Regions from separate parts of the Mus musculus genome. Here all the other regions are linked to region 1. The links are chromatin loops, found by intact Hi-C in ENCODE. Cell type or tissue: heart. All regions are shown on one strand.

Region 1 (8,000 bases):
CAAAAGCAGATGAAGGGAGAATCTGTTTTGGTGCACACATTTAGGGATAGTCCACTATGATGGGGAAGCCCTGGTAGCAAGAGCTTGAAGCAACTGGTCACTTTGAATCTACAGTCTGGAAGCAGGAAACATTGCTGCTGCTCACCTTAACTTTCATTTGTTTGTGCAATATTGAGCCCCCATCAAAGGTGTGGTTTTTGTCTTCCCACCTAAATTAATCCAGCAAGATAAACTCTCTTTTGCATGCCCAGAGGCTAATCTAGTGTAAGCAATCCAGACATGTCTGCAGGCTTACACTCCTAACTGGTGATAGAGTCTGCTTTTAAACAGTGGAGACTTTAAGATACATATATCTAAGTATTGTGTGTTGTTGGCACACATGCAGGGCACACTGCTTGTGGAGGTAAAGGATGATAGAAGGGAGAGAGTTGATTCTCTCCTTCTGTTATGTGGGTCCCAGGATTAAACTCATGTTGTCACACTTGGCTGAGTCTTTACCTGCTCAGTCATTTCTCTATCCCTTATAACTAATGTTAGTTTTCATGTTTTTTTTTTAGCTTTTAAAATTAAATTTAATTCTTTTTACTTATTCACTTTACATTACAGTCTTTTTTATAAAATATTTTACAACTCTTTACTATTTTTACAACTTTATTAGCAAGTTTAAAAAGATAAAACGACAGAAATACTTTTACAAGTAAATAAATATTTTAAACATAAGCGATAAAAGGAAAGTGGCTTATATTAAGTGTCTGTGCCGGTAAGTCAATGATGACGTCTTGAAAATAAAACATGTAAGCCATATAGGTTGACCATCGTTCATCTGAAATCTGAAGTACTCTAGAGTCTGAAGTGTGCTCGGTGCTGATGAGACAGAACGGGGACATCTGAAGCATGACCTTATATGATGGGTCACAGTCATAGAGCCTGTGCACAGAGAATGTGGCACGCAGGTTATCTTCAGGCTATACGCACAGGTGTCCGTGAGACACAACTGTAAGGACGATCTCTAAGATCTGAGTAACACTTCTTCATGTTCATTAAATCCCAGTAATTAGTTGGTGAGCAAACTGACTTAATTAGCTACAATTTATAGGCTGGTGTTTTGCCATGTTATGGATCTAAAGGTGAGAAATTTCATGAAGTACCACGAGTCAATCATGTCCCTCAGTGGTACACAATCTTTAAAGTCAATCGGCGCTCTCCAAGAAAGGGCTTGTATTGGACACGTGAAAATGGGAGAAGATTTCGATATGAGTCCTGCATGTTAGATTAAGGAAAATTTAGGGTCTTTCCAATTATCATCAAAGATGAAATAAGAAAATGATGAATTGTCATTCCTTCTAGAGCCTGGAACATATAAAATACTAATTGAGTAGGTTAGAAATTCCAGTCATCTGGAATTAAGGATTGTATTATAATGAAAACTGCTTGGAATTCTCCTTTCTAGAATAATATCTTGTTTACAATAAGATAATTCCCTTGTGTGCTTGCTGTGACCTGGGACAGGTTAGTGCATATAGAGAGATTTTATACAATACAGTCCCAGCTGTTGCGACGGTGTAGCCTTCTGCAGTTTTTCAGAACAGCCTCTAGAGGTCAGGATTGAGGCACTGTGCATAGCTTAGCCTCCCCTCTCACTACCTAGCCAGTTATAATGGGATCAGCGCTGAGACTTAGTTCTCCATATGGTGACATTCATACGCTGTAAGGATTGTTCCCCCCATAAGATTTAATTATAACAATCTAATATGCAATAATAATTCGCTGCTATTAGACATTTAAAATATATATGATTTATATATGTAGTCCGCATTGATTCCTTCTAAAATGAAGAAATCGAGGCTCTAACGCCGTTTAAGCATTTACTTAGACTTTGATATATACAAGCATTTATAAAATAACATTCTGGAAGATTTAAAGTACTTCAGCTATAAAATAATACAAGTATTTCAAGTTTTCTGAAAGCTCCTAAAATTCAGGGTAGCAATCATTCTCTTAATTCAAAAGCATTTGAAAACTCTCCAAATAATATTGAAATCACTTGGAACAAGACAGACTAATTTGCCATTATTACCGCATTTCAGAGAGTTATCAGCTCCATTTCAGAGGATGAAGGCAGCCAAAGACCTTCCCACACTTTCTCCCGAGCATGTCCAGGGACTGTGGTGGCTCTCACCACCGGGGAACCCAGAAGGCTCATCCCCAAAGCTCCACACACATTTCTGGAGCCGAATGACTTCCTGTTTGTGGTTATTTTCTTCTTTATTCCTCTTTTATTTATTTATTTTCAACAATGCTTTCAGATATGGATGAAAGGTGATCAAAATGTCTTTTAACATCGATGTGAGTTTCAAATACAATACTCTCTTTAGTGACACATCTTGAGCTGCTTCCAAACAGTGTTATTAAGAAAGACTCTCCCCTTCTCTTCTACCTCTGCATGTGTGCCCTTTCTCTTTCTCCCTTCTCTACCCCACACCCCCTTTCCCCATGCTCACTTCCCTAACCTTGGTCCTTGGGGCCAGTAAACTCTTTCTGGCCTGAGAGCAGCTTCCCAATACAATAAACCTGCTAATAATAATAATAATATTAATAATAATATCCCCTTATAATTCCGACTATGCCCAGACATTTCCTATTCTTGCGAGTCCCTTCCTCCATTCTTTTTTTTTTTTTTTCTCGATTCTGTTCTTTACAGAAGAACCCATTCCTTAGGAATGAGCTCCACTATCATCCTCTCCACAAAGTTCCCAAAGCAGTCCTTGTTGGATTCTCCCATGGGTCCTTTGTCTATTACGTTGACATTCACTCAGTTCTCCTGTGTTCCTAAAATTTACAATTACAACCACTGAGGAAGAAGAGGATATTCAAAACATTTCCAAACTTAAAGGCCACAGCTACCAATCAATCGGATGAAGCAGCTTCGACAGACAATTCTGTCCTAAAGAGGCAAGAAAGAGTAGCTTGCACCTAGCCAGGGGTTCTTACAAGAAGGTCTCCCATGCTGCTGACAATGCATTGTTAACATATGGAGATGCTAAGGTGGCGCGTAGTTAACCAGTAAGGAAATTACTCCTTAACTCCTACTGACTTCAATACATTTGACACCAATTTGACTCAGACATTAGTTTACCCTAGTACAAACACACATACAAAAAAAGGGTTGTACTTTAAAGTTTTACGGTTACCCATCACAGAACGTGTGCACTGAGTCGTCCCAGCAAACAACTTGCCCTCTGCTTGTTCTCCCATGCTCTACTTTATTTTTGATGAATGGAGTGGGCTAATTAAATCTTATTTGTAGAAGGAAAGGGTAAGAAACGAACCCATTTCCCAAATAAAATTACAATCTTTAGTGCCGTTTAAATGATAACCTATATTTCGTTTATTCTAAAGGTATCAAAAGGCACTTTGGAAGACTGTTATCAACTCCATTTGCACACGCACAGAAGCCATTTTTCACCAAATATTTACCTGGTATGGAGAAGATTCTTTGAGTAAGATATTAAAACGAAGAAATGCTTGTTCAAATTTTGCCACAAGATAGCGATTCTCCAGAAGCCTTTTTTAAACAAACAACAAACAAAACAAAACAAAAACAAATAACTTAAAAATAAATCTCTAAGGGTAAAGAAAGGGTCCTTGTTAGCTTGTTTCTCAGCTCTTTCTTGTGGGAGATTTTATTTTTTTAGTCTTGTCAATTGGGATGGCTTAGTGCATTTCCACATTTTTTCCAGCTGTTGGAATTTGTTGCTCAACAGCGTAGACAGTGTTGTGATGTCTTTCCCTCTACCCCTAACAGCTAGATGCATGACCCGCAAACAGCAGGGAAACTCAATATATTGACTTCTTAGAAAGACTGGGGACAATGCTGACAATTTGACGACAACAGCAGCTAATTTAAGGTCAATTATGCTTACTTAAGTCCATTATTTAAATGTGGTTAAAGTGCTTCGAAGGGATGGAATCATGAGTATGAACGGAAGGAGCGTCATGCCTTTGTAAACATTATTGTAGGAAGGAAGGCGGGCCTATAGAAAGCCCTGGACAGACAGTTGCATAGTTCTAGATTACTCCTAGGAGACAGAGTGATAGAAGCTGCTGGATTAATTTGCATTTGGGCAGAGGAGTCCTTCCCTGAGGACTGCTAACCTGGCTTAGCATGTACTGCAACTATAAATGCTTCAGGGCGGAAGGGTGCTTTTACATCAGACAGCTGTGTCTCCAGACAGCTGTGTCTCCCCGCTGATTAATGCTAGCGAGCTCCCGGAAGTAGCGGAAGTAGCGCGGGCAGCCAACTGACTCAAATGAGGTCGGGGCTCAACAGGAACCAGTGCTCTCAACAGCACTTTTCCATCTCATTTCCATTTGCTAGCTGTAAACACCGCCTCCCCAGCCTAGAGTTCTTTGACCTCCTCCGGCCTGACTCTAGAATTGTGAATCAAAGCTAAGACCTTTAACCTCAAGTTGTTCTCATTTTGTTTTTCCGACCAAGGCAGACCCTGAAGCCTCTGACAAAGCCTTTTCTCCTGAGAAATGTTAAGCAATTGGCTTAGCTAACCATTAAAATATCATGTGGCTTCAAATTCCTTAATTTTTTAAAAGATGACTGGCCATAGGTTTTCGGAGTTATGTGTAAAGGGGTTACAGATTAAGCGCGTTCTGTCTCCCCAGGAGGAATCTGGCTTTGTGCCCCAGATATAATCCCTGTTTGTGCTGTGGAAGCTGACATCTCTTCATTTTACAGAATCCTTGTTATTGCAGACACAGGGGTTGTGGGAGGTGCTCTCTGCCTTACTGGTTGACTGTTGTTCATTTTCCTCTCTAGAATGCTGCCTTTGAGTCAAGTTAAGTGGACCACAAATTTACTCTCTTAAAACATTCATGTAAACATGTGAGCTATTTATCCTTTCTAACATGAATCTAGGACAGTATAAATTAATTCTAAATATGTAGGTGGAAGAGATGGAAGTCAACATGTTTTATTTTGAAAGTTAAAATGCTGAAGTAACTGGGAAATGGCTAGAAGTCAGAGGAGGGAAGGCAAGGGGGAGGGAGAACTAAGGTTGAGAAGGAGGGGAGAGGGGAGAGAGGGAGGGAAAGAGGGAGGGACATAGGATGGAAAGGAGGAGAGAGGGGAGGAGAGAGGGAGGGAAGGAAGGAGAAAGGAAGATAGAGAAAGACAGAGGGGGAGAGAGAGACAGAGAGGGAGAGAGAGACAGAAAGGGAGAGAGAGAGAGAGAGAGAGATGGCGGGGGTGGGAGGAGATAAGGAGAGGGAGAGCATTTTGGATTCTGATCACCAAATCTTTTCTTTTACACATTCAAAAAGTCGTATGTTTTTCAGTTTGTCCAAGTATTAAAGATTTTACATTTTAAAATGGTTAATTTCTAACAACAATGGCCAAGAAGCCAATTAGAAGCCCATGTTAACAGGCAAGCAAATAATGTATAGTATAGTAAATTATTTTTACAAAGACAGATCAATGTTGGAAGGCCACTTGATGAATCAAAACTGGAGACTCGGGTTTTAAAGACAATGATACAGATCTGAGTTCACAGGTCACCTGCTATATAACGCTTGGCTTCCTAAGTCTCGGAGTGAATAGTACAGAAAAGGAGCCTGCTTATTATTAAGGAGAAACACTCCCAGGCTGGAAATGGAGACAGGTTTGTGATCAGAGCCTGGAGCCCATACTATTTTGATCCACTTTGATATGAACCACTTAGTGCTGTTTCCACTTAGATAGCACCACCTCTGCCCATTTGTATATGGCAAGGACTTTGCTTGCACATGCTCAGTTCCCCCAAAGGAGCCTAGGTAGGGGAGCTGTTTATAACCTTTCTGCCTACTAGCTGTTTTTCATGTATTAACCTTGGTGACTCTTTCCAAGGTCTAGTCCCCAGTAACAAAAAAATGTCTTCTTTAGCTGTTGGATCCAATAATCAAAAGGTTGAATCCCAAGACCTCTGGTAACAAACAGATAATTGCATTGATTTACAGTTTCATGGCTGTTTTCTCTGTGTCTTAGAGGAGTGAATCACTGGAGTGGCCCTACACTCTCTTAGTCCTTTCTTTGTTTCTCTGTGCTTCCCGGGCCGCCGCAGGTGAGCAGCTCTGATAGCTACATGCTTTTTGCCTTCACACAGTCTGAGGACAACAGAGCCACCTCTCAGGAGTTGAAACCAAGAGTCAAAATGATTCTTTCCTCTGTTTAAATGTGCTCTGCAGTCACTTTGGCAGTATACAGAATAAATTATTTCACTCAGGGTCTTGTCATAGTGAAGACAACAGAATTATCACTAAGCGTTTATTTCTAAGTAACGAGTTCCTGAGACAGGGAAGGAGACACCGTTGGAAATGTTTATTACTGATTATTTACACTTAGGACTTATGAGTACCCATAAACTTCCCCAAGCTACTTTATTTTCTCTTTAAATTAAATATGCTTTGTTTTCTAAGATCATAGCTTTCTTAATTAAGTACACACCAAAAAGCACTGTTTATTCTACAGTGAAACAGAAGTTGCTTGTTTAGATTTCTGAAAGATAATTGTAGCAGAAAACTACTTACAGTTCTTGGAAGGGCTATTTTTTTTAAACAATCTGGAAGTCCTATTATGTTTATGTTGACTGTGACTGGCTTATGTTTGTTACTGGTGTTTATAGCTTCACTTCACTTTGATCTGAAGCCCTTGCATGAGTAAACGGAGGTTAGTTCTATAGGCGAATTACTTAATAGGTGTTCAATGTCTTAAATATTTCTTCAGAGTTTTAGAAGGAAGGACATCGCTGGGGATATGCCCTACAACACATATTGTCGTTGGCCACTTCTTTTCTCTTTCCCTTCTTTGCTTTCTGGCTGTTGTGAAGTAAAGAACCTTCACCACGTTCTGTTGTTATTATTCTTGGTGTTTGTTTATCTGTTTGTTTGTTTTTCCCTCCATGAAGCGCCTGCCTTGCTGTAGGCCTGAAAACAATGGCTAACCACAGAGCAAAACCCCCGAGACTGAACCAAGATGAACCTTTATTTATAAATGTTCTCCTAGGTGTTTTGTCACAGTTGCAAGCACTTTTCTAACACAGCTGGCAACTGTGTAAAATGCAATGAACATCTGAAAAGGAAGCCAAGCTGAATTTCTTTTTAAGTGGGCAGACTGAGTTATAGGCAGTATGCTGACAGGTATCATTTAAGTTTAAATGTTTAAGAAAGGTCAAGTTGGCTGCTTGGTTGAAAAAAATTAATTATATTCATCATATTTTAAGGTAAAATAAAACATTTCCTACCACACTTAGGTTTAGTAACCTAAAACTATAGTATAATCTGAATAATAACAAGCCCAATAACTAATCTTTTGGATATTCAATCCATTTTGTGATTTTAAAAAGTAATATTGGTATAACCTATATGGATGTCTGATATTGTCTCCAATAATAATTCCCTTTAAGATTAAAATATAAAATTTTAAATCTGGAAACACAGAGTGCTAAGAATGGGGAACTGGACTGCTAAGTTTTGAGAAGAAGAGAACAAAAGATGTTGAGTGTAAGAGTTCTGCATGATCAAGGTACGCCTAGGGCAGCTAGAGACATTAGGCAGGGAATGGGAGAGAAGTAGTAAAAGCCAAGGAGCAGCCTCAGCTTGGAGAGGGGTTCTGAGAAAAGGGGTGTTTGAGGACAGGGAAACAAAGGCCTCCCAAGTCAGATCCTGGGTCGAAGCCGATAACCTACATTCTGCTCCAGACAGCTTTCTGGATTGATTTCTCTTTGTCCTGCTTTCTCTGGAGATCTTTAGACAGATCATAAGCCCAGTCTTTATATTATATATCAATCCAGTCATTTACTCCAGGTTCTCCTTTGATTGTCCTACGAATTAACATCCCATGACCCCAGGTCCTTGATTCTTAGGAGATAGCAAGAAGATCTAATTTTCTTTTTCTTTTTTAACATTGCAAAAGATTCAGAGATCTGTCTCCCCCCACCCCATTTTAAACTTAA
Region 2 (8,000 bases), 860 kb after region 1:
TGGTGTACACTGACATGATGTCTGGAAGTTTGAAAGCATGAATAATTAATTATCAGTCCAATAAATGTCTTGGGCTTACTTAATGCCAAAGCATTGTGGAAGAGGTAGAAAGCCTATAGAATTTATTTTTATTAAGCATCTTGTGTGTGTGTCTGCATGGTGGCCAGATGGATGGCAATACAATACCAGTTATGTATGGTCCAAACTAGGTCAGGATACAGTACACTTGGGGGTCAGGTCTCAGTTCCGTTACTAGCTTATGTAAGCTGCTACATCATCTTTTGGCTTCAGTTTCATTGTTTTTGAAAGATGACAGTGGACTAGAAAAGACAGAAGGCTCCTTGGTCCCAGAGATGTATGATGCAGTATAAGTCCTTTTGATCCTTGTAGGTACATGCTCAATTCATTCTACGTCCATGGGATGGACAGTGGCTACAGAGGGCTCTGGGGACAAGGGAACAGTTTGGGAATTTGAGTTCTTGTAAAGCAAAGGAGTTACGCAGATTAACTTTTATAAGGCTATGAAAAGTTTTTATTATATATAAACTCTGAAATCGTATTATTCAATTGACTATACTCTCAGTATTAAGAATGGATACCTATGAGCTTTAGAAGGATATTACCCTGAACAGAACAGAACAATCAAACAAAACTAGTGGTGGAAATTTCTCTTCTTGCTCCTGTAGATTTTCTGTAATATCTTGTGATATAGTATATAGTTTTAACTCAAAATGTATTTATTCTCTTAGTTAGAATTCATTAAGATCTGTTTATTAAAATTCTGAGAAATCTGTTCTGATCGTATTCCTGGATGTAAGCCTGGAGTATGTAGACAGTTAATGTTTAAGATGTCTTCTGGTCTCAGGAACCTGAGCCTTACAGTTAGCCTAAGAATTCTGGGAAATGTATAAATCTCTTCGCAAATCGGTTTTCTCAGCAGCAAAGTGGCAATGGTAGAACTGGCCACGATGTCAGCAGACAGGCAGTAGCTACTACATGCAGTACACTAGGGGAGTGCAGGGAGGCTCCTAGTGTTCTGGATAGCACTGCTACTGTTAGACACTAAAGACAGGATTGGTGGTTTTCATTTAATTTAATTTTTTACCTATTCACTTGACATCCTGCTAACTGCCCCCATCTGGATCACCTGATCCCACAACCCTTACCCCACTTCTCGCTCCCTTTCCCCACTGAACATGTGGGGACCCTCCTGGGTCTTAAATTCACTTAAATTCACTTAAATTCTCTCCCATTTTCATGAATATGTTATTATTAACACTGAACGTTAATTATAAATGTTTTAAAATCTGTCCACTCGTGTGATACATAGTTGATCACTAGGTTCTCAAGTCCAGTAGCGTGATTTTTAATGGCATCTTCAGTATTTTTCTGTTTTATCCTGTAGTTTTATTAAGTTCTTCACTTAAGGAGGCATCCATAAGCTTGAACAGCTTACTCAATATTTAATGGCTAAGTGACTTTTATTTTGTTGTTACCATGGCACCCAAGGCATTCATGTAATTGAATATCCTAATTTTATGATATAAATATTTTATAAAAATAATTACTGAGAGAGATTAGCGCTGTTGTGATTAAAGCTCCAAAAGCTCCTTGCCATTGCCGGGACGGCAGAGTGCTGACCCTCATGTACTCTCTCTTCCATGAGGTCCCTATAAAAGGCCATCTCTACAGAGGCCTGCCCCACCCCTTCTCCACCTCAGCATATCCCTCTTCTCCCAGCTTGCTCTCCTTTGAATCAGCTTTGTTGTTTTGTTTTTTAAAGCTTGTGTTGTTGTGAGCAGGATATATCTGTCCTCTGGAGCATGCTTTCCTACGGAGTCACTTTCCATATCATTTCTAGAAGTTAGGAACCTTATCCTGCAGCTATGTTTAAATATAGCATTCAAATTTGCCTAGCCACTAATAGTTGTGGGGTAAATGGCCGTGGCTTCATTTTGTAATATTCCCAAAAAGGCTCCTAAAATAGAGACTAGGTGACCAGTACAATAGGAGTGAGAAATGAAGCATTGGGGCAGTCCTTATTAGATCATGAGAGCTCTGTGTTCATTAGTATATTAAAGCACTGATGGGTTCATTAGAATGATGTATGGTAGAAAGCATAGGAATAGGGCCACTTGGGAGGAGTAAGTCATTGGGGATCTGTCCCCAAAGGGCCCATCTTCTCCTTGGCTGCTTCTTTGTTCGCCTGATCCCGTTGCTTCCTGACTTCCAAGAGGTGATCTGGTGTGATATGGTATGCATTCCCCACCACGGTGTACTGTCTTACCACATGACCAAAAACAATGAGGCCACGTGACTATGGTCTGAAACTATGAACTAGAATAGATCTTTAGTCCTTTAAGTTGATTAGTTCAGATGTTTTGTCATGGAAAGGTCATTAACACATAGATGACCGTTTCCTCTACTAAGAAAGAACATAATACAGAAATTATGCTTTTAATTATTTTATGTTCCAACTAAAAATATAGCTTGACTAATCAGATATAACCTCTAAAATTTAGTACTGTCTAATAGGTACCACCACAATATAATTTTTGTCATTTCTCTCAAGATAATTTTGCCACAGAAGAGTGATGTTTCTTTAGAATATTTATTTTTATGCCTATAAGTCTAAAGACTGTATTATAAAATTACATATTTTTTCAAAACATTAAGTTAGTATTCTCTACAAGGCTTACTTATTGAGTATTTTTTAAAAGCTTCTTGCTAACATTTGATGGGAAAACTAAGTTTCTAATATCTACTATCTTTCAACATTTATAGCTGGGCCATTCCTGTGAAATAGTCTTCAACTATAGGCTAAAGTTTTACCAACATTTTCTGTGAGTCAAAGTGTATATTAGAACTCACCGAAGGGTCCCAAGGTCCCCAGAGACCTCTCCACACTGCCAGTGCCCTAGCACACCCAGGATCTTGGGATCACTGGTGAGTGGAACGCAACATCTGTTCCAAAACAACCTGGAGAGTCTTGTGCCAGCAGGAACAGGGACACAGGAAATCCACCCAACCAGCATCCATCCCCGCGCCATCTTGGGCACGAACTTGGTGGGCCCTAGCACACCAAGGATCTTGGGATCACTGAGACCAGTCTATACAGGAGAGCACAGTGGTCGCAGAAGCAACAGAGCTTCTTGGACAGGCCTTCATCCTCAGCCAGGAGGCAGAGCTGAGACCCAGATCCCTGGGCACCTTCCCTGCCAGAGGAGAGTAGACCTCTAGTGAGGGCTCTGGCCCCAGGACTCAGGAGGTGGATCTGAGCTCCAGATTTCTGTGCACCTTCCCTGCAAGAAGAGAACTTGCCTACAGAGAGTGCTCAGACCACTGGGACTCAGGAGAGAGTTGGACTCCCAGGTGTGCTAACAGAGGCTAACAGAATCACAGGAGGAGAAAGCTCCAGCCAGAGAAAGCTAGAACATCTATCACGAGAGATTACCAGATGGCAAAAGGCAAATGTAATAATCTTACTAACAGGGCTGGAGAGATGGCTCAGCAGTTAAGAGCACTGACTGTTCTTCCAAAGGTCCTGAGTTCAATTCCCAGCAACCACATGGTGGCTCATACCCACCCATAACGAGATCTGGCGCCATCTTCTGGAGTGTCTGAAGACAGGTACAGTGTACTTACATATAATAAATGAATAAATTTAAAAAAAAAAAAACAAAAGAATCTTACTAGCAGAGACCAAGACCACTTGATACCATCAGCGAGTTCTGGATACCCCAACACACCCAAAAAGATGGCAGGAAATATTTAAACTCAGGGCTGAAATAAACCAAGTGGAAACAAACAAACAAAAAACTATTCAAAGAATCAACCAAAACAGGAGCTAGTTTTTTGAGAAAATCAACAAGATAGATGAACCCTTAGCCAGACTAACTAGATGGCACAGGGAATGTATCCTAATTAACAAAATCAGAAATGAAAAGGCAGACGTACCAACAGAACATGAGGAAATCCAAAACATCATCAGATCCTACTACAAAAGGCTATACTCAAAAAAACTGAAAAACCTGGATGAAATGGGCAAATTTCTAGACAGATACCAGGTACCAAAGTTAAATCAGGATCAGATTAATGACCTAAACACTCCCATATCCCCTAAAGAAATAGAAGCAATCTTTAATAGTCTCCCAACTAAAAAAAGCCCAGGACCAGATGGGTTTAGTACAGAGTTTTATCAGACCTTCAAAGAAGACATAATTTCAATTTTCCTCAAACTATTCCACAAAATAGAAAGAGAAGGTACTCTACCCAATTCATTCTATGAAGCCACAATTACTCTGATACCTAAACCACATAAAGACCCAACAAAGAAAGAGAACTTCAGACCAATTTCCCTTATGAATATCGATGCAAAAAGACTCAATACAATTCTTGCTAACTGAATCCACGAACACATCAAAACGATCATGGTCAAGTAGTCTTCATTCCAGAGATTGTTTAATATACAGAAATCTATCAATATAATCCACTATATAAACAAACTCAAAGACAAAAACCACATGATCATCTCGTTAGATGCTGAGAAAACATTTGACAAAATCAAATACCCATTCATGATAAAAGTCTTGGAAAGATCAGGAATTCAAGGCCCATACCTAAACATAATGAAAGCAATCTACAGCAAACCAGTAGCCAACATCAAAGTAAATGGAGAGAAGTTGGAAGCAATCCCACTAAAATCAGGGACTAGACAAGGCACTTTCTCCCTACCTATTCAATATAGTACTCGAAGTCCTAGCCAGAGCAATTAGACAACAAAAGCATATCAAGAGGATACAAATTGGAAAGGAAGAAGTCAAAATATCACTATTTGCAGATGATATGATAGTATATATAAGTGATCCTAAAAATTCCACCAGAGAACTCTTAAACTTGATAAACAGCTTCAGTGCAGTAGCTGGATATAAAACTAACTCAAACAAATCAGTGGCTTTTCTCTACACAAAGAATAAACAGGCTGAGAAAGAAATTAGGGAAACAACACCCTTAACAATTGTCACAAATAATATAAAATACCTTGGCATGACTCTAACTAAGGAAGTAAAAGATCTGTATGATAACAACTTCAAGTCTCTGAAGAAAGAAATCGAAGAAGATCTCAGAAGATAGAAAGATCTGCCACGCTCAGGGGTTGGCAGAATTAATATAGTAAAAGTGCCTATCTTGCCAAAAGCAATCCACAGATTCAATGCAATCCCCATCAAAATTCCAACTCAATTCTTCACTGAGTTAGAAAGGGCAATTTGCAAATTCATTTGGAATAACAATAAACCTAAGATAGCAGAAACTCTTCTCAATGATAAAAGAACCTCTGGGGGAATCACCATGCCTGACCTCAAGCTGTACTACAGAGCAATTGTGATAAAACTGCACAGTACTGGTACAGCAACAGACAGGTAGATCAATGGAATAGAGTTGAAGATCCAGAAATGAACCCACACACCTATGGTCACTTGATCTTTGACAAAGGAGCTAAAACTGTCTAGTTGAAAAAAGACAGCATTTTCAACAAATGGTGCTGGCATAACTGGCGGTTATCACGTAGAGAATGAGAACTGATCCATTCTTATTTCTTTGTAAAAAGCTCAAATCTAAGCGGATCAAGGAACTCTACAGAACACCAAAGACAGTGAAACTTATAGAGGAGAAAGTGGGGAAAAGCCTCGAAGATATGGGCAGAGGGGGAAAATTCCTATACAGGACAGCAATGGCTTGTGCTGTAAGATCGAGAATCGACACATGGGACCTCATAAAATTGCTAGGCTTCTGTAAGGCAAAAGCCACTGTCAATAAGACAAAAAGGCCAAAAATAGATTGGGAAAGGATCTTTACCCATCCTAAATCCAATAGGGGACTAATATACAATGTACACAAAGAACTCAAGAAGATGGACTCTAAAAAGTCAAATAACCCTATTAAAAAATGGAGTACAGAGCTCAACAAAGAATTCTCAACTGAGGAATACTGAATGGCTGAGAAGCACCTGAAAAAATGTTCAACATCCTTAATCATCAGGAAATGCAAATCAAGACAACCCTGAGATTCCATCTCACACCAGTCAGAATGGCTAAGACCAAAAATTCAGGTGACAGCAGATGCTGGCGAGGATGTGGAGAAAGAGGAACACTCCTCCATTGTTGGTGGGATTGCAGGCTTGTACAACCACTCTGGAAATCAGTCTGGCGGTTCCTCAGAAAATTGGACATAGTACTACCGGAGGATCCAGCAATACCTCTTCTGGGCATATATCCAGAAGATGTCCCAACCGGTATGAAGGACACATGCTCCACTATGTTCATAGCAGCCTTATTTATAATAGCCAGAAGCTGGAAAGAACCCAGATGTCCTTCAACAGAGGAATGGATACAGAAAATGTGGTACATTTACACAATGGAGTACTACTCAGCTATTAAAAAGAATGAATTTATGAAATTCCTAGCCAAATGGATGGACCTGGAGGGTATCATCCTGAGTGAGGTAACCGAATCACAAAAGAACACACATGATATGTACTCACTGATAAGTAGATATTAGCCCAGAAGCTTAGAATACCCAAGATACAATTTGCAAAACACATGAAACTCAAGGCGAAGGAAGACCAAAGTGTGGATACTTCGTTCCTTCTTAGAATGGGGAATAAAATACCCATGGAAGGAGTTACAGAGACAAATTTCAGAACTGAGATGAAGGAAGGACCATCCAGATACTGCCCAACCAGGGAATTTATCTTATATATAACCACCAAACCCAGACACTATTGCATATGCCAGAAAGCTTTTCTGACAGGACCCTTACATAGGTATCTCTTGTGAGGCTATGCCAGTGCCTGGCAAATACAGAAGGGTATGCTCACAGTCATCTATTGGGGACTTTGTGGATAGCGTTTGAAATGTAAGTGAAGAAAATATCTAATAAAAAAGGAAAAAAACCAAAGTGCATGTTAGTTTAATATTTAAGTGTAAAAATAATGTATTATGTAACCACTGCTCATAAGTTCTTCAAGGGAGGGAGATTCTTTTTTTTTCCCATTTTTTATTAGGTATTTAGCTCATTTACATTACCAATGCTATACCAAAAGTCCCCCATACCCACCCACCCCCACTCCCCTACCCACCCACTCCCCCTTTTTGGCCCTGGCGTTCCCCTGTACTGGGGCATATAAAGTTTGCGTGTCCAATGGGCCTCTCTTTCCAGTGATGGCCGACTAGGCCATCTTTTGGTACATATGCAGCTAGAGTCAAGAGCTCTGGGGTACTGGTTAGTTCATAATGTTGTTCCACCTATAGGGTTGCAGATCCCTTTAGCTCCTTGGGTACTTTCTCTAGCTCCTCCATTGGGAGCCCTGTGATCCATCCATTAGCTGACTGTGAGCATCCACTTCTGTGTTTGCTAGGCCCCGGAATAGTCTCACAAGAGACAGCTACATCTGGGAGGGAGAGAGATTCTAACAGCGAGGTTTTTCTATAGTATTTTCATGAAATCAATAAAATTCCTTTGCTTAATTTCTACTGCTGTGGTCCTTGAATTCATGAAATAGCCATACTGTGTTTCAGACTTTTTTTTTTTTGTCAAATTAGTTCTACCATATTTAAATAGACTAAAAAACCCTTAGGAAATAATAAATTAAGTAGCACAATAGCTGTCAGCCAGAGACAGAGGAGTCCTGGACCTTTACAGGAGGAGATGAGCACTGCATGCACCAGAGCAGGGTGGCTGCCATCAGGATTCGCAGAGTGTGTGGGGAATCTGAACACAGCAGGGTTGGTGAGGAAGAAGTCATACCAACTAGAAGCCAAACACATGGCCGCAGCCAAAGGCAAGAGAGGTGAAAGAACGCAATCCATGCATACTGAAGCCACCATCTCTTCTGTCAAAGGAGACAAAAAATAGACTAGGAGGAACACGCTTTTGTGTGTGCAAAGAGGAGTGTGTAAGGCGATTGGATGGCATATACCTTTAGCTGAACCATCATAGAA
Region 3 (8,000 bases), 590 kb after region 1:
ATTCTAAAATTGTCAGCTATTCATCATGAACTTTCAGCAGCAGATGCTTAATTATATTGAGAATCTTTTTCTGAAAACAAAAAGATAACCATAATATAGTTTGTACTCATGGTTGTAAGAATATGATGAGTTAGTCTTTAGCATTTGTGAATACGTATTTTAAGTGGATGTTTATAAATAGCCTTGTTTCATCTTTTTTTCTTTTCTTTTATGGGATATTTTATTTATTTACATTTCAAATGTTATCCCTTTCCCAGTTTTCCCTGCACAAACCCTCTATCCCATTCCCCACCCCCTCTTTCTATGAGGGTGCTCCCCCACCCACCCATTCCCACCTCCCTACCCTGGCATTCCTCTACACCGGGACATTGAGCCTTCACAGGACCAAGGGCCTCTCCTCCCATTGATGCCAGACAAGGCCATCCTTTCCTACATATGCGGCTAGAGCCATGGGTCCCTACATTGGTACTCTTTGTTTGGAGGTTTAGTTCCTGGGAGCTGGGGGGGGGGGAAGGGAGGGATCTTGTTGGTTAATACTGTTCTTCTTATGGGGTTGCAAACCCCGTCAGCTCCTTCAGTCCTTTCTCTAACTCCTGCATTGGGGACCCTGTGCCCAGTCCAATGGTTGGCTGTGAGCATCTGCCTCTGTATTTGTCAGTCTCTGCCAGAGCCTTTCAGTAGACAGCTAGCTATATTCGATTCCTGTCAGGAAGCACTTCTTGGCAATAATGGCTGGGTTTGGTGACTCTATATGGGATGGATCCCCAGGTGGGGTAGTCTCTGAATGGCCTTTTGTTCAGTCTCTGCTCCAAACTTTGTCTCCCTATTCGCTCCTGTGAGTATTTTGTGCCCCCCCCCCCCCCCAAGAAAGACCAAAGTATTCTCACTTTGGTCTTCTTTCTTGAGCTTCATGTGGTCTGTGAATTGTACCTTGAGTATTCCAAGCTTTTCAGCTAATATCCACTTATCAGTGAGTACATACCATGTGTGTTCTTTTGTGATTGGGTTACCTAATTTTTAGTTCTATTCGTTTGCCTAAGAATTTCATGAAGTCATTGTTTTTAATAGCTGAGTAGTACTCCATTGTGTAAATGTACCACATTTTCTGTATCCATTCCTCTGTTGAGGGACATCTGGGTTCTTTCCTGATCCTGGATATTACAAATAAGACTGCGATGAACATAGTGGAACATGCATGTTTTTATGTAGGAGCACCTTTTGGGTGTATGCCCAGTAGTGGTATAGCTTGGGTCCTCAGGTAGTACTATGTCCAGTTTTCTGAGGAACCATCAGACTGATCTCCAGAGTGGTTGTACCAGTTTCCAATCCCACCAACAATGGAGGAGTGTTCCTCTTGCTCTACATCCTCGCCAGCATCTGTTGTCATCTGTGTTTTTGATCTTAGCCATTCTGACTAGTATGAGATGGAATCTCAGGGTTGTTTTGATTTGCATTTCCCTGATGACTAAGCATGTTGAACAGTTCTTTAGGTGCTTCTCAGCCATTTGATATTCCTCAGTTCAGAATTCTTTGCTTAGCTCTGAGCCCCATTTTAATTGGGTTAATTGATTCTCTGGATTCTTGAGTTCTTTGTATATATTGGATATTAGCCTTCTATCAGATGTAGGATTGGTAAAGATCTTTTCCCAATCTCTTGGTTGCAGTTTTGTCTGGTTGACAGTGGCCTTTGCCTTACAGAAGCTTTGCAATTTTATGAGGCTCCATTTGTCAATTCTTAATCTTTAAGCATAAGCCATTGGTGTTCTGTTCAGGAAATTTTTCCCTGTGCCCATGTGTTCAAGGCTCTTCCCTACTTTCTCTTTTATTAGTTTGAGTGTATCAGGTTTTATGTGGTGGTCCTTGATCCACTTGGTCTTGAGCTTTGTGCAAGGAGATGAGAATGGATCAGTTTGCATTCTTCATCATGCTAACAGCCTGTTGAACCAGCATCAGCTGTTGAAAATATTGTCTTTTCCACTGGATGGTTTTATCTCCGATGTCAAAGATCAAGTGACCATAGGTGTGTAGGTTCATTTCTGGGTCTTCAAATCTATTCCATTGATCTACCTATCTATCACTGTACCAGTACCATACAGTTTTTATCATTATTTCTCTGTAGTACAGCTTGAGGTCAGACATGGTGATTCCCCCAGAAGTTCTTCTATTGTTGAGAATAGTCTTCACTATCCTGGACTTTTGTTATTCCAAATGAATTTGAAAATGGCTCTTTCTAACTCTATGAAGAAATGAGTTGGAATTTTGATGGGGATTTCATTGAATCTGTAGATTGCTTTTGGCAAGTTGGCCATTTTGACTATATTAATCCTGCCAATCCATGAGCATGGGAGATCTTTCCATCTTCTGAGATCTTCTTCAATTTCTTTATTCAGAGACTTGTCATACAGATCTTTCACTTGCTTGGTTAGAGTTACACGAAGGTATTTTATATTATTTGTGACTATTGTGAAGGGTGTTGTTTCGCAAATTTCTTTCTCAGCCTGTTTATCCTTTGGAAAAGGAAGGTTACTGATTTGTTTGAGTTAATTTTATATTCATCCACTTTACTGAAGTTGTTTATCGCCTTTAGGAGCTCTTTGGTAGATTTTGATGAGTTGTTCATGTATACTATCATAACATCTGCAAATAGTGATATCCTGACTTTCTCCTTCCCAATTTGTATCCCTTTGATCTCCTTTTGTTTTCTAATTGCTCTGGCTAGGACTTTGAGTATTATATTGAATAGATGGGGGTTGGGGGCAGTGGGCAGCCTTGTTTTGTCCTAGATTTCAATTGGATTGCTTTGAATTTCTCTCCATTTAGTTTGATGTTGGCTATTGGTTTGCTGTTTATTACTTTTATTAGGTTTAGATATGGACCTTGAATTCCTGATCTCTCCATACTTTTGTCTTTTTAAGAATTCACTTTAAAACAAATTTATCTATGTGCCTCTGTGGAGAAATGCTAGTTCTGGTGACTTCTTGGTCCTAAAATGGAGAAGGGCCACTCTAAAGGTCACGGTTTATGCATCAACTCTAGACTTAACCAAATGAACTAGAGTTCAGTTCGTTGTTCTTAGTCATCTGTGCAGGGGCTGAGAATATGGACTGGTAACGCTCTCACTTAAAGCATTGTCTGAACCTTGGACAGGTTCATTCTGTTCAAGTCTCATTCAAAATTGGGCAAATGAGCCCTCCAGGAGACATCCACGATTCAGTGTTTATTTTAATAAGGAGTGTACCCTGCCTCCCAGATTAATTTGGGAATAAATTATGTGTTTTAGAATTAATACTTAAGTATTTCCACTTGGTTTTATGAAAAGCATATATATGCTCTGATAATTGCTTGTTAGCTGCATATTGCTTGGTTGCAAAGCACTTGTTTTCTTAATGAAGTCATTAACAATATTTTAATGACTGGAGTGGCTCTGTTTTCTTAGCTTGGTTTTCTATTTAAAAGGCTAGTGACCCTAGTGGCAAGAGCTCCCAAGTCACAAGCTTGCCATCTAGTGGTGAGAAGCTACTGTGATTTATGGTATGTGTCACATTTTCATACATGATTCTGATAGAAACCAGCATAGGGAACGACAAGATTTGTGTCACAATGGTAGCAATATGACATTTTCTCAAATCCTAAAATAAGATTCTATAACATCAGGGCACCCGTTGCTTGCTCCTTGTGCACCACCAAAGTGAGAGCCTAAGGAGGATTTTGTCTCATTGCTCCAACTTTGAAAATGATGTAGTCCTTCTGAATGGCCATTAGTTGCCCGCCCATGAGTGTCCATATACATGAGTGTATGTGTAACTGTATATAAATATGTGTGTGTGTGTGTGTGAAAGGGCGCACGCGCGCGTGTGTGTTTGTGTGTGTGTGTGTGTGTGTGCTTGTGTGTGTGTGTGTGTGTGTGTGTGTATGTTTGTGGTGGTACTGAATATTGAAGCTAGAGCCTTGTGCGTGCTAGGCAGGTTATGATCTTATGACTGAATTATATCCCCAGCCCATGATTTCCTAAATTTTTTTAGAAGCAGGGAGATAAGGAGTTGAGTAGATTTATATGATATTTTTGGCAGTATTCATATAATATATTTTGTTAATATAATGGTGTATTTATTTGCTTGTGATTGTTTTTTAAATTTATGTACATTGGGACAAAGATAAAGGGAGTCGGAAGAAGCGCAGAAACTAATTTCCTTTACATACACAGATACATATACAACCACAACAAATGCATATGGAGATTTTATACCTTTAGAAATAAATAAGTTGTTTCTTGAAAAGGTAAAAATGAAATAAATATAAATAAAAATCACTTAAAATCAACAATCAGTATGACTAGAGTCATCAGTCTGTGGATGCTGATCTGGGTCCTCTGTACAGAGACATCTGCCTGTAGAGATAGAACCGTGCCTTGTGTTCTGGTGCAGACACTTTTAACAGCTGTTCTCAATTAGTCAACAGCATTTTAATGGCTGCATATTCCATTTTATTCATGTGTAATTAACCATGTTGGGAATAGTGAGAAGTTAAATGCATACTTAAATATTTGAGAACTGAAAGTGAGACATACTCCAGGTCTGCAGATAATGAATAGAAATACAGTGCAGAAGCTGATGGAGTCCATTCTCACGGAGTGTTCGAGGAGAAGCAGGTAGACACAGGCACAGTGAGTCTCAGTTTGGGGTGTGAAGGTTAGACATCTCCAGGGCATACCTACAGCTCTGCTTTAGCCAAATCAGTCATAGGAGAGATGTTTTAGAGTTGAGATCCAGTGGGCGAGACTGGCCGGCTAATGCTGGTAACTTAGGTTTAAGACAAACCAGGAAAAGGAAAGAGGAAGAATGGGGCCTAGGGACAGAAGAGAGTTTGGCTGCTGTAGAAAGAGAAAAACTTAGGGGTCTGAACATCTATGATATTTCTTTTTCTCCATTAAAACTAAGCTGTGATGTTTACTAGTTTTTAAAAGCTAGGGATTTTTTTGTTGTCATGTATGGGACAAGTAGTGACTCACTTCATATTTAATCAAGTAGATTCCTCTACATAGGAAATACACCATCTCCTTACTCAAGTTTGCTTCTAGGCTTTCCCTTGCATTCCCCTCTCCTTTTGAAACACATTCTTGCTGTATAGCCAGGTTGTTCTAGGGCTTTGTATGTACCCAAGTTGAGCAGTAATCCATGATACTCCTGCCTCAGCCTCCAGACTGTTGGAATTATAAGCATATACCATTAAGCTTGTCTTAGGGTGCTTTTAAAAGACCGTATCTTCATGAAACTCTAGATACTTAAAGTTTTTCTTGTATGAGAGGTATTAAGAGTATTTTAAAACTGTTTATTGATTTTATATTCAAACCAGTCTTACTAATTCTAATAGTATTTAATAAATTGATTATTCTGCTTTTACATATAAACACCAATTTCAAGTAAGGATCTTTTTTTAATTGCACTCTTTCCTTGTGAGTTAGTGTAACATTGTCTATAAACTACATATAATGCTATGTATCCTTGCCATTTTATGATCAAATAGGAACCTAAGCCATATTTTATGCAGGCTTCTTTATTATATAAGGAGAATTTTACTGAATATATTTTGCTATCTTTTATTAGATGGATCTTGAAATAATTCTCTTACTAATGCATATTGTTAGCAAACACTGATGAATTACTTAGATAAATCCTTTCAAACTATTTGCTGATCTGATCGTATGGCTTTGTCGTTTAATCTACTAAGCCAACAGATTTATGTAGGACACGTTTGTCTTCATATGCGTTCCTCTTATGAGATTTAATTGCGTTAGGATTTCTGTAGCATTATTTATAACTACTGTGGTGCTGCTTTGCCTGGGTTTCAGCACTAAGGTGTGCTTGCCTCATTTGTTCCTTCTCAGTGTCTGTTGATATATGCCTGTGCATTTACATTTGAGTTCTGTTTTGTCGTATTCCTAGTTTGAAATGTCCAGTTCCCTTTGTCTATATGCCTTGCATGTAGTTTCCATTTAGGTTGCCTCACCAGCCTAATATTGTCTTTCTCTCCCCACAACCCCTCATTATACAACTAAGTTCACTTGATTTTTCTTCCTTTTGAATCTGATACTACTTTATTGCACTAGGTATATGATAGCTGCTTCTTGGAATTTTTTTTTCTTTGTGGTCTTGAGTTCTGCCACTAACAACAAGCTTGCCAGCCAGCTACTTACCACCCAGGAGCTTCCTAGAAATGCAGTCTCTGAGGTCCAGTACCTTTCCTCTCTCCCTGAGGAGGAAGATCAGAAATGTTCTCTAAAGGCTCCTTCAGTGCAGAACCAGCAGGTAGGTTCCCACCCCCTGCTTTGAGGTGGAATGAGTATTCATTTCACAAGTAAGTGTGTTGACTAAATGAATATACATGCGAGACATTGGGCATTTCTCTATGGGAATCAGCAATTGATTACCCGGCCTGTTCACTTGTCAGTGTCTGGAGACTAAGGTGAGCGTCAGTGTTGTACACTAACCTGTTCATAGTACCTCTGATGCTCACAGAGATGATAGCTCTTCTTTTGATGCCTTTTACACTGTTCAAGTTAATTGTAAATGGCATATTTACTCTCTGTGCTCATACTGAATAGAGTCTATTTCTCTTACTGTAAATGAACAGCATTGTGTTTGTATTCTGTTTCTTGCACTATTAAGTACTTTTTAAGTCTTATTTAAAAGAAAAATTAAGGTTTTTTAGGTCTTAGGAATTAAATACTTGAACTAGTACTTGGAGGTAACCATGAGAAAATTGAGGCAGAGAGGCAGACAGACTTGGTCTTAAGAGGCTGAGACTGTTTCATTGGAATAGGGAGGGGCCTCAGCCATTTCAAGGGATGAAGGTTGAGTGCCTTTAGGGAAGCTGGGGGGCAGGTGTGTGCACACGCACCCATACTTGGTTAGCTAACAGGACGTTACCGATGGGTTTTTGGAGGTTGACTGGGAGTAGGGTGAGCTGTTTTTGATAATCAGGCATGGTATTTCCATAGGTGGAGCAAAATGGTCAGGCTGAGGTAAACCATTCTTCATGGCTATCCGCTAGCATCCTGCACAATCTGATTCAATTCTGCTTGACCTGAGGCTATTGTCTGACAGGAACTATTGCATTCTTGATTGGCAGAAACATTACAAATGTGAATCTATTTAGGATTTCACTTACAAGGTGACTTACAATTAGCTTATCCCCTAACTGTGAACAGTGAGAACGTTTTACAGTGAGACTGTTTTGTCCATGTGAACTGTTCCTGAAGAGACAGCTGCTTCTGTTCTCCTCCTCGCCAGGGATCCGCTGACTTCCCCGGTGTCATGAAACTGCAGCAAACCTTTGTTAACAAGCCTACTTCTAAAGTAGGTGCCTTCTCTACCCTGGATCTTGAATCACGCGAGCTTATCAAATCAACTGGATCTTTGTATGGTCTGATTTGGGACCTCTGGAAGATCTTGCACACAATAGTAGACACCTTGACAGGTGGTTCCTTGAAGCCACAAGGCTTATTTAATTGCATGGACAGACAGGCAACAGCATGATGGAGATGCTCTCAGGAGAGTAAGGGCAGTGTGTCAGGGTCTCTGAAGACAGAAAATCAGGGCCTAGCTGCTAGGAGTCTTAGTTCATTCAGATAGGCTCTAAATGCCTTTGTTACAATGATTGTGCTCTCACAGTATGGGACCATCTTTCCTCAGCCCAAGCACTCTGATTTCCAGAAAGGGGGAAAGGGTTGGGGGAACAGGTTGTGTGGTCAAGATCACCTTTGATGTCAACTCAGTTCTCCAGGTGAGAGATCCTGACAACTTGTAGTTTGTTAGCTAGGGACTCACAGACAATGTCTCTGTAGGGTGCGTGTTAATATTTGTAAAGGGAAGGGATGCTGGATTCTAATATTGCATTCTTACAGTAACACAGGGGCTAGAAACACACACACACACACACACACACACACACACACACACACACACACACACACCAAAACACATGGGGATCAGAGTTCTATT

Evidence for each region. Hi-C counts contacts between places; a loop is a spot of excess contacts. Peaks named below come from ENCODE experiments on the same cell type or tissue, not always from the same donor. Only the 100,000 strongest peaks of a DNase experiment are listed, where the experiment ranks them.
Region 2: it touches region 1 in a loop (4-fold over the local background); 11 of 42 quality-filtered maps call a loop at or near these places.
Region 3: a loop joins it to region 1, with 4 times the contacts of the local background. A loop is called at or near these places in 10 of 42 quality-filtered maps.

Annotation. Positions count from the first base shown.
Region 1 is chr6:24,344,685-24,352,684 of GRCm38, reverse strand. No RefSeq gene overlaps it. Among named protein-coding and RNA genes, the nearest start is that of Iqub, 170 kb to the left of the region's middle. In heart, a CTCF peak has its summit at 1,585 (motif pointing right); a DNase peak (open chromatin) is centred at 4,374.
Region 2 is chr6:23,481,510-23,489,509 of GRCm38, reverse strand. All of the region lies in intron 8 of Cadps2 (Ca2+-dependent activator protein for secretion 2), which reads left to right. Among named protein-coding and RNA genes, the nearest start is that of Gm38775, 86 kb to the left of the region's middle. In heart, no CTCF peak of the experiment used is centred here; no DNase peak of the experiment used is centred here.
Region 3 is chr6:23,753,947-23,761,946 of GRCm38, reverse strand. The region is part of intron 1 of Cadps2 (Ca2+-dependent activator protein for secretion 2); the gene reads left to right. Among named protein-coding and RNA genes, the nearest start is that of Cadps2, 81 kb to the left of the region's middle. In heart, a CTCF peak has its summit at 3,504 (motif pointing left); no DNase peak of the experiment used is centred here.